Linked DNA regions of Homo sapiens: region 2 is linked to region 1. Evidence: read pairs that join two places in POLR2A ChIA-PET (ENCODE). Cell type or tissue: GM12878. All regions are shown on one strand.

Region 1 (5,000 bases):
TATTTTTCATTATACTATTTTTCCTCTACCTTTTAAAGAAAATGAAAAGCATTCCGAGCTGAAGCAGATTTCTTCCACAAATGATCAGGTGAAGACACACAAATACAGCCTCCAAGAAGATGAGGCTGAGGAGATCTGAATCAATGCAGTTATCTTTTTATCTTATAGGGACTGTTTTCCAATTGCATTTTCCCTAGAGACAGAGGTATCCTGTCTGCTTGCTGGCTTGGAGCCTACTCCAGCTTCCCACTACTGGCAAAATTAACTACAGACCAATGTTATTTCCTTTAAAATAAAACAAGCACCTAAAATTGCCCTCCTGTAGCCATTCAAACTACTCATTACCTTGCTTTCAATATGAATGTCACTCACTGTTTAATAATTACCCTGAAAAGCACATTGTATGTAAGTTTTGTGGGGAGACTAAGGTCTTTCAAATCTGTAAAGCTCTAATGGAAAAATTGGTCAATTTATGGAATACCACCATTACATATGCTTTATTCTTGTGGCTGTCTTTTTACTGCAGAAGGATTTGTCTTTATAAATGGAAGGCAATAAAGCATTATTACCTAAGCAATTTTGAGAAGGAAACTAATTGTCATGTAAATGCCAATTGCTGAGTGTGAAGGCAACCAGATATCTAGACCAACAATTTATTGCTAGTGGATCAGATTGTTAGCCTAGGTACAATCCCTGTAACCCAGTCGACTCCACAAACCACTTATTTAATGGCACCGTAATGCATTTGTGTCTTTTAAGGCCTCCACCAGGAGATAAAGCTAATACAATACTTTGATTTAAGTGTTTAATGCCTTGCATTGTGGAAATTGGAGAATAATGGTAGGGTCTTGGGTTTGCAATCAAGAACTTTGTGTTTTGCAGATAACTAATTGTTGAATTTCCTTTATTTAGTTGTGCACACTGCAGTAAATTCTTGACATTTTGAAGTCCAGTAGTTAAGGTCCCCAATTAAAGGGCAAATTAACCTCTGGGTATGTGTTCTGCACCTCACTAGGTAAACAAGAAGAACTGAAATAGCAGAGAAACAAGAATTGGATACCTCTCATAAGGGCACCCATATGTATTTAATCTAGTTTATGAGAATGACTCTCTGTCAAACATTGTTCGTGTCTGTCCAGTGCCAGGAATCAATGATAAGAGAGAATTAGAACAGACTATACACAGTCCATGTGGGGAGATGATGGTACACATAAAACACAAAAGGCAGAAACGAAGTGACAAATGAAGAATATGGGTTGCAGCATCTGAAAACAAAGGAGAACATTGTGTTGGCCAAGGTGAAGCAGGATTTCTTCATACAAGCACTGAGACTTGATTTGGGACCTGGACAATAGTAGGACTTTGAAAGTTACTACTATAACCCCAAGAGAAGAGACTCTCCAGTGTTTGTAAGAATCACATGGATAAGTTGTTTAAAATGTGGATTCCTTGACCCTAACCAGGAGCTCAGTAGCTCTCATTTGGGGGGTTTAGTAATCTGGCTTTATAAAGACCATCCATTGGCGGGCACGGTGGCTCATGCCTGTAATCCCAGAACTTTGGGAGGCCAAAGGTGGGTGGATCATTTGAAGTCAGGAGTTCGAGACCAGATTGGCCAACATGGTGAAACTCTGTCTCTACTAAAAATACAAAAATGAGCTGGGCATGGTGGCATGCACCTGTAATCCCAGGTACTCAGGAGCCTGAGGCAGGAGAATCACTTGAACCTCGGAGGTGGAGGTTGCAGTGAGCCGAGATTGCACCACTGCGCTCCAGCCTGGGCAACAGGGCGAGACGCTACCTCAGAAAAAAAAAAAAAAAAAAAAAAAAAGAGCATCGAAGTGATGCCTGTTAAAGACACTACACAGACCACACTTTGAGAAACAATGCCTCAGAAGCTGGTTCACCTAATAGTTTTCTTAGGCAGAAAATCATATAATAGTGCCCTCTGTGGCACTACCTCCCAACACAAACTATTTTTATACTGCACGGAGATCTCATTTATAAAATCAAATATTCTCTTTTCCTAATGTATACTCAGTCAGGTGGAATTAACTAACCAGCTGGATCACACCGCATGTTTAGGAAATGGAGGAGAAAACCCTGGAATAAAGCCAGCCTCTTCACTGGCCACGGCTGTGCTTGGAATTTGTAAACCTGGTCATGCTTGTCATGTCCCTCAGGTATTGTCTAAATCAGGGTTTCTTAAACTCAGCACTATTGACATCTTGGATCTGATCATTTGTTGTTTGTGTGTGGGGGTGTCCCTTGTATTGCAGGATGTTTTGTAGCATCCCTGGCTGGCCTCTACCCATGGATACCAGTAGCAAACTCCCCGCCCTCTGCTGTGCCCATCTGTGACAGCCACTGAGGTCCTCAGAAGTTGCCAAAACTTCTTGGGGGAGGGCAGGGAAAAATCTCTCCCCAACCCTAGGTCTAAATCTAGTATTTAGTTTTTACTTTCCGCCCCCCCCCGGCTTTGTTTTTCGGAGATGGGGTCTCACTCTGCCACCCAGGCTAAAGTGCAGCGGTGTGATCATAGCTCACTGCAACCTTGAACTCTTGGGCTCAAATGACTCTCTTGCCTCAGCCTGCTGAGTAGCTGGGATTACAAATGTGTATCATCACACCTTTTTTCATTTTAATTTTTTTTGAGGTGGGGTCTTGCTATGTTGCCCAATCTAGTCTAGAACTCCTGGTTTCAAGAGATCCTCTCACCTCAGCTTCCTGGTAGCTGAGATTACAGGTGTGAGCCACCAAATCCAGTATTTCCTTGATGATGGCTTCCAGAGCCAGGGATCTCCTGGCAGATGGTGGAGATTTCTCTTTGGACCAGAGTTAGTACCTCTTGAAAGCCGAGCTGACTTGCTTGGAAGAACCTCAGACCTACTGTCCTTCAAATCAGTGCCCTCTTTCACTTCTCTACATGTCTCAAAACACCACTATTCAAATTAGTGCATAAGCCTAGGTTTCTGTTTCTGTTCTGGGACGTCTCTATTAAAATGCAGCTTCACTTGCCTGGAAAAGCTACAAACCCATTATAATCTTCAATAACTTAGAATATTATCTCAGAAGAGGCAAACTGGTCACCTAGGCAAAGGCCCAAGGAATTGGGGATGAGGATACACGTTTCAAGCATGAAAGCATGTCATTGGGACTGTGGTGTTGGCCACTGTGGGTAAGACCACTGTGCTGGCCTTCACACTTACTTGCCAGGTACCTCTGGGTGACTTCCCTAACCTCTCTGGAAATGAGTCTCCTTATCTGCAAAATAAAGATAACCACAGTATCTACTTTATTAGATGTTGTGAGGCTTATTAATAGAATATTGGTGAAGTGCTTAGCGCCATGTGTGGAATATAATAAAATGCTCAGTGGATGTCAGTTGTAAGTTGGATTATAAAGTAATTGTGTTGAGGTCATCTTGAGCTGCGCTGCTACAGTGTATGGTTTATGAGTGCAGGATGATCCTAGCTGCTCATGCATTGAGCATTAGGAGGAGGAGCTCCGGGCACAAAAAGGGCACCAGCTCCGGGCACAAAAAGGGCACCTCGAAAGTGGCAGTGAAAGGAATAGGATGCTTCAGAAAGGAAGGGAGTAGCCAGAAGACCCCTTGGTTTGGATAAGGATAATTAGGTTAAACAGCCTCTCTTCCCCTGCACACTCACTCCTTCCACAACTGACCTCTTTGTGCTCATTGTGTCTTGCAACACTGGCTATTTCATTTTTAAATCCCCTCTGTGCACAACTACAAAAGGTTCCAATTATCCTATTTCTGTCATCTCCCTTTATCCCACAAAGAAGACTCAAATTCCAAGGAAGTTAAGAAAGCCAAGTTTTAACCAATATCATATGTTTAAAAAAAAAAAAGAACTTTTCATGGTTACTTTTCTGCCTAAGCGGGACTGTAAATTCCCAGAGCAATAAACAGTATCCTCTTTATGTTTCAACGGTGCGGGATCTCCTACTGGCATGTGGCAAATACCAACATTATAATTACCAATTTGATGTTGTGAACAGCAGAAAAGAGTATTGCACTTTGTTTTCTCCCCGTCTTCCTCTTTTTCCTTTGAATAAATTTCCAAGGCCACGGAAAGGTATTAAAGTACACTGACAAAGAGACATTTAATCTGACTTTGTTCTCTTTTGCAAGGGTATCATAGATTGGGAAGGAGATCCGCTACCTAGACTGCATCAAAAGATCTTTGGCAGCATTTAAAATTGGCATCCTTCTTGCTTTGGTTGGCATTAGGGAACATATTTTCAGGAACCAGTTCTGAATTTGTGTTGACTTCTTCTTTCTCACTGCCCATAACTACAGAGTGGAGACTGCCATGATAAGCCATTTCTTTTTTTCTTTTAGGCAGAGTGCATCTCACTGCATTCACAGTGAGGAGAGCATTGGATGGCATCAGGAAGCCTGTATTCAACATCTATCGCTGATAGGTTGAGTGACCTCAGGCAAAAACAGTAATCTTTCTGGACTTCTTGTTCTGAAGCTTTTTTTAAAAAAACTCTAAACTTCTATGTTTGTGTGTTTTTAAATAAAACAACTTGTATCAGCCATTTCCAGGTAAACCTACAACCGGACCCCAAAAAATAAGCCTTTATTATTTTCTTTTTTTTTTTTTTTTTACCTCAAGTACCACTTAGGCAAGAAAAATGATTTTTCAATCAGAGCTCCTCTTTCTCCACATTTAGTCCAGATGATGCACCCAAAAAGATGCTACTGTCTCTCATTCCCTGCTCTCAGCTGGATTCTACTTCAGAAGGAAACAGCTGTGCCTTCTCACTAGATGACATTGCCCTTGACATGATTTGTAAATAAAGCACTGGAAATAATTTTGGGGCTGTTTTCACACCCACTTAATTTATTGATAATATCTTGCTAAAATCTGAATATTCAGTTATGTATTTTTAACATCTCATTACTTTCGCCTTGAATACAGCTGCAAAACGGAAGCCGACACTGGGAAACCCTTCCTTTCCAACAGGCCTGA
Region 2 (5,000 bases), 1.9 Mb after region 1:
GTTGACCCCTGAACAACTTGGGGGTTAGGGATGCTGCGCCCCCATGTAGTTGAAAATTCATATATAATTTTTGACACCCCAAAGACTTAACTATCAATAGCCTACTATTGACTGAAAGCCTTACTAATAACATACACAGTCAGGTAACACACATTGTGCATGTTATATGTATCATATACTGTATTGTTACAGTAAGCTAGAGAAAATAAAATGTTATTAAGATCATCATAAAGAAGAGAAAATGTATGCACTATTTGTTAAGTGGAAGTGGATCATTATAAAGGTCTTTATCCTCATCATCTTCACATTGAGGAGGAGGAGGAGGAGAATAGGGGGAGGAGTTGGTCTTATTGTCTCATGGGTAGCAGAGGTGGAAGAAGATCCTCATGTAAGTGGACCTGCATAGTTCAAACCCATGTTGTTCAAGGATCCACTGTATTTGGTAAAATATGACAGCTGAAAGCATTACCCCCTAGGCTTTGGATACTGCTTCATTGCTAATATTTGACAAGAATAAAATTACTTTGACCCAACTAAAAATTATTTGGCTAGATTGATCAAATGAGAGAAAAAATATATTTTTTACTTGTTTCAATTTTTTATTATACAGATTTTCAATTATTTTTCAATTTAAATTTTATTTTCAATTTATTTTTCCACTTGTTTCAATTTTCTGTTTTCAAAAATATTTATAAATTTATAAATTTTCAAACATAAAGAAATGTTGATGCACCATTTGACAGTAAGTTGTAAACATAATAACTTCACCCCTAAAAACTTCAGCAGGCATCTGTTAAACAGAAAAATATAATTTTACAAAACCACATTACTGTTGTCATGCAAAAGAAAATTAACAGTAATTCCTTAATGTTGTTTAGTAATTGGTTCATGTTCAGATTCTCCTAGTGTTCAAAATGTCTTTAATAACTGTTGTGGCCAAAGGAGAACCAGGATCCAAAATTCATATATTGCCTTTGATTATTGTATTTATTTATTCTTGTATTCTAAGACGGTCTTCCCACCTTTTTACTTTTCCATGAAGTTGACATTTTAAAGATATCAGATCTCTCGTTTTATAGAATATCCCACACTCTAGACTTGTCTGCTTGTTTCCTTTGGGGCTTGTTTAACTTGTCCCTCTATCCGTTGCATTTCTGGAAACTGAAAGTTGGGTCTAAAGGCTTAATTAGATTCAGATTAAACTGGCTCTTTTTTGGCGATAATACTCCATAGGGATGATACATGTTGCATTACGTCAGGAAGGACATACATGCCAGGTGGCTCCTATGTTAGGAATTACAAGTTTAATTACTTGGTTAAGGTAGTCTCCATTATAAGGGCACCTTTATCCCTTTGGAATTAGCAAGTACTATATGAGGTGACACTTGGACATCATGCGGATAACTTGTTTCCAGTAACTTTTTGTCTAGATCAGTGGTTATCCTTGTCTGGATTGTTTATTTTAGGGGGAATTATAAAGGATGACTTCTTCATTGGTTATGCCTTTTATATTTGTTTGATGAGATTAATCCAGAGTTGGGGGTTAAGACCCCAAGGCAAGGAATTGAGGAAGATGAATGTTTGTCAAAGGCTGGTCTTAGTTTTATGGACTTCAAGCTTATTTGGTTTTATGGGTTCTCCTTAGGAAAAAAGTACAAAATTGCAGAAAAAAGTAAAAATTTTAAATGAGAAAGGGAAAGACAGTTCATAAAATTTTAAGACCTGACAAATATTATAAACATTATTAAATCCATACAAATAATATAATATTAATTCCCTGACACACCTCTGTAATATTTTCCCCGACAGGTTTTGCTGCATGCTTTCTGATCTCTTTTTCATATGAAAATAACCTGGCAATAGTATTTCCGTAGAGAGAACATCATGGTGGCTCAAAATTAGTTTTCTATTATTAAGAGTTTAGAAGAGCTTTCTTCACAGCTCATCATGTAAATTTTTAGAATCACTGTCCAACTTTGGAAAGCCTCTATCAATGTTTTTTTTACAGGCAAGCTGTAAAATTTCAGTACTTTTCAAGTTTTTGTGAAGTGATCAATATCAAATGTTTTTTGAATTGAATCAAATGTTGTCATTGACCTTTAGTGGCAAAGTGCAGGTTTTAGTTTTCTTCATTGATCTACTTTGTTCTTAAATCAGCAAGTAATTTAAGTACTTAATTAATGTTCTTATGATGCAGTCCTCTTTATTCATTGCCAGAAAGCCAAAGTCCTACTGATTATTTGTTTACACTTTCTGATGTGATTTGCATATAATTTTGTTTGAGAATTATAAACACAGGAATTCTGATAAAGTTAGTTTGCAGGATTCTCCAAAAAGGAAAGGAACATGGTACATTTATAATTGCATATACTGCATTATCATATATGTTCCTGATGTGGGAGAGCCTCTAATTTCAGTTTTGACTATATGAATGAGAAGTGAGTCCTCTTCTTACAGTTTTACATGCTTGGTGTTTGGAAGATTTTTCCAGACACTGGTCCTGATTCCAGCATGATGACTTTACTGCAAGTGCTAGCTGCCACAGGACACTTGAGAGTGCTGTGGGACCGCTGCTCTTGCATATCCTGTTATCATCCTGGTTACAAATGCACAGTGGGCATTAAGAGTATTTCTGGAAGCCATTTTTGCACTGTAAAGACTGGCAGTGACTCAGCTATGCACAGAAATGACCACAAACCACATAAATATACCATGCTGAACCCAAACCAAATGTATCCTCAACTCAACGTCCCTTTAGCTGAATCCCAAAAATGCCTGGGGCTACTCCAGTGACAACTGATATGGGAGGAAGTGTGACAGAGGGGGAGTTAGAGTGGAAAGAGACAGCAGTTTTAGTAGGTTGTGGTTAAGATATCTCACTTTCACAAGTATAAAAGAAATATGACCATGTGAACATGTTGCTGGGACCCCTCCCAGAGCTCTGAATGAGCCCAGGCAAGTGAGGGACCTGATGCCTCATAAGCTTCTTGGCAAAGCTGCATGTTTCTGTTGAGAGGGGGTTGGTGCAGTGATGACTCTGGGGAAGGGAAAGTAATGGAGCTGAAGAGCCTTGTAGACTGCAGGATAATGGAGGAATTAAGAGATAGGAGGTTTTGTCAAGTTTGAAAACGGAGAAAGCTGTGAGAATAGAAATTGGTAGTCAGAGGAGAGGATGCTGGAGTTGGTTTTGCTGGTGACATGGCCCTGAGAATGTCTATGATGGTATGAAATTGAGACATGGAGGAAGAAAAGGTCCTGGTAGTCAAGGAGTTGTTCAAGGGGTTGTGAGTTTAAGGTGTGGGTGGGTCTGTTTTCACACTGCTATAAAGAATATCTGAGACTGGGTGATTTATAAACCAAAGAAGTTTAATTGACTCACAGTTCCCCATGGCTGAGGAGGCCTCAGGAAACTTACAGTCATGGCAGAAGGTGGAGGTGATTCAAGGTCGTCCTACATGGTGGCAGGTGTAAGAGAGAGCACAGGGGAAGTACCAGACACTTATCAAACAACCAGATCTCATGAGAACTCACTATCATGAGACCAGCATGGGAGAAACTGCACCCATGTTCCACTCACCTCCTACCAGGACCCCCCTTGACACATGAGGAGTATATTCAGATTATGATTCAAGATGAGATTTGGGTGGGGACACAGAGCCAAATCATATCAGGAAGATTATCTGCATGGACAGTGCCATTACCTAGGAGGACTGTAGGAGGTAGGGTTGGGGGACAAAGAATGTGAGGCTACTCTGGTGTTCTCTATGGATGTCAGGAAATGGTATTGGAGGCAGATAGTAGACAGCATCTTTATTAGTTTCTTATTGTTGCTGTAACAAAGTACCACAAACCTGGGGGCTTACAATAACACAAATTCCTTCTACAGTTGGTGTTGTCAGGGTGGAGTTCCCTCTAGACTCTAGAGCAGTTTGTAGGGGAGAAACTATTACCTTACTCCTTCCAGCTCCTGGTGGCTGCTGCCATTCCTTAGCTTGGGGCTGCATCACTCCATCTCTGTGTCCAGGGTCATGTGGCCTTCTCCTTTTTCTATCTGTGTTAAATATCCCTCGTCTCTTTCTTATCAGGACACTTGTGATTGCATTTAGGAGTCACCCTGGTAATCCTGGATGATCTCTGTACCTCAAGATCCTTAATCACACTTGCTAAATCCTTGCCATATATGGTTACATTCATCAGTTCCAGGGATTTGGATGTAGATGTCTTTTGGGGAACCATTATTCAGCCTACTACAGCATAAACAAAAAATAGAAAGTGATGGAAATTCAAACTCAGAATGCCAATCCCATGTGTCTCAGCCTGTGCGTGTGCGCCTCTCTTCCCTCTCCCTGGCATGCCTTTTATTGTCTCCTTGTGAATTCCTGGTTATTCAAAACCCAAATCACATAGTATCTATTGTATGCTACTTCCCCTGATTCCTCCAGGCAGTGTTAATTACTTCTTTGTCTTTGCTTCTGTAGTGTTTGTAGATTTATCTACCGTAAGCCCTTCCTCCATCATAATTAATCTGTGTTTTTCACTTTCTTTCTAGGCTATGAGCTTCTTTAGGGGCTGTTTCTTGTTTACCTTTGTATCTTAACCATCTGCCTGACACAAAGTAGGCAATTAGTAAATATTTGTTGTTGGATGGACATAAGATAAGGAGCATCAGTTGTTTTCATGGTTGCTGTTTGGCTTGAAATGGCTTGCTAGATTGCTTTATGAACTGTCTCAGGTATTTTTACTTTATTCTTTCCATTGTAAGGTGGACTGATATCTCATTGTTTTAGAACTTGGTATCTCACTCAAATGTAAGGAGGTAGTAATCTTGAACAATTCTGAATTAAATCTTTAGTAAAAGAGAATGTTTATTCCCTCATGTGCCTGTGCTTTTGAGATCCTTGTTAAATGTTGACCTAAATCAATACACTATTTCCGTACCCATCGAGACTTCACAGTTTAGCAAAAGAAACACTAACTACCCCCCAAACCAGAACAGAAGG

Evidence for each region. ChIA-PET counts read pairs that join two places held together with the same protein. Peaks named below come from ENCODE experiments on the same cell type or tissue, not always from the same donor. Only the 100,000 strongest peaks of a DNase experiment are listed, where the experiment ranks them.
Region 2: POLR2A ChIA-PET joins it to region 1 with 8 read pairs; 1 of 35 experiments calls an interaction of 5 or more read pairs at or near these places.

Annotation. Positions count from the first base shown.
Region 1 is chr2:224,954,820-224,959,819 of GRCh38, forward strand. The region is part of intron 1 of DOCK10 (dedicator of cytokinesis 10); the gene reads right to left. Among named protein-coding and RNA genes, the nearest start is that of MIR4439, 53 kb to the right of the region's middle. RefSeq lists an enhancer at 2,929-3,318. In GM12878, no CTCF peak of the experiment used is centred here; a DNase peak (open chromatin) is centred at 2,968; H3K4me3 peaks cover 918 bases; H3K27ac peaks cover 1,802 bases.
Region 2 is chr2:226,870,555-226,875,554 of GRCh38, forward strand. All of the region lies in intron 5 of RHBDD1 (rhomboid domain containing 1), which reads left to right. Among named protein-coding and RNA genes, the nearest start is that of RHBDD1, 37 kb to the left of the region's middle. In GM12878, a CTCF peak has its summit at 2,547; a DNase peak (open chromatin) is centred at 2,672; H3K4me3 peaks cover 635 bases; H3K27ac peaks cover 1,554 bases.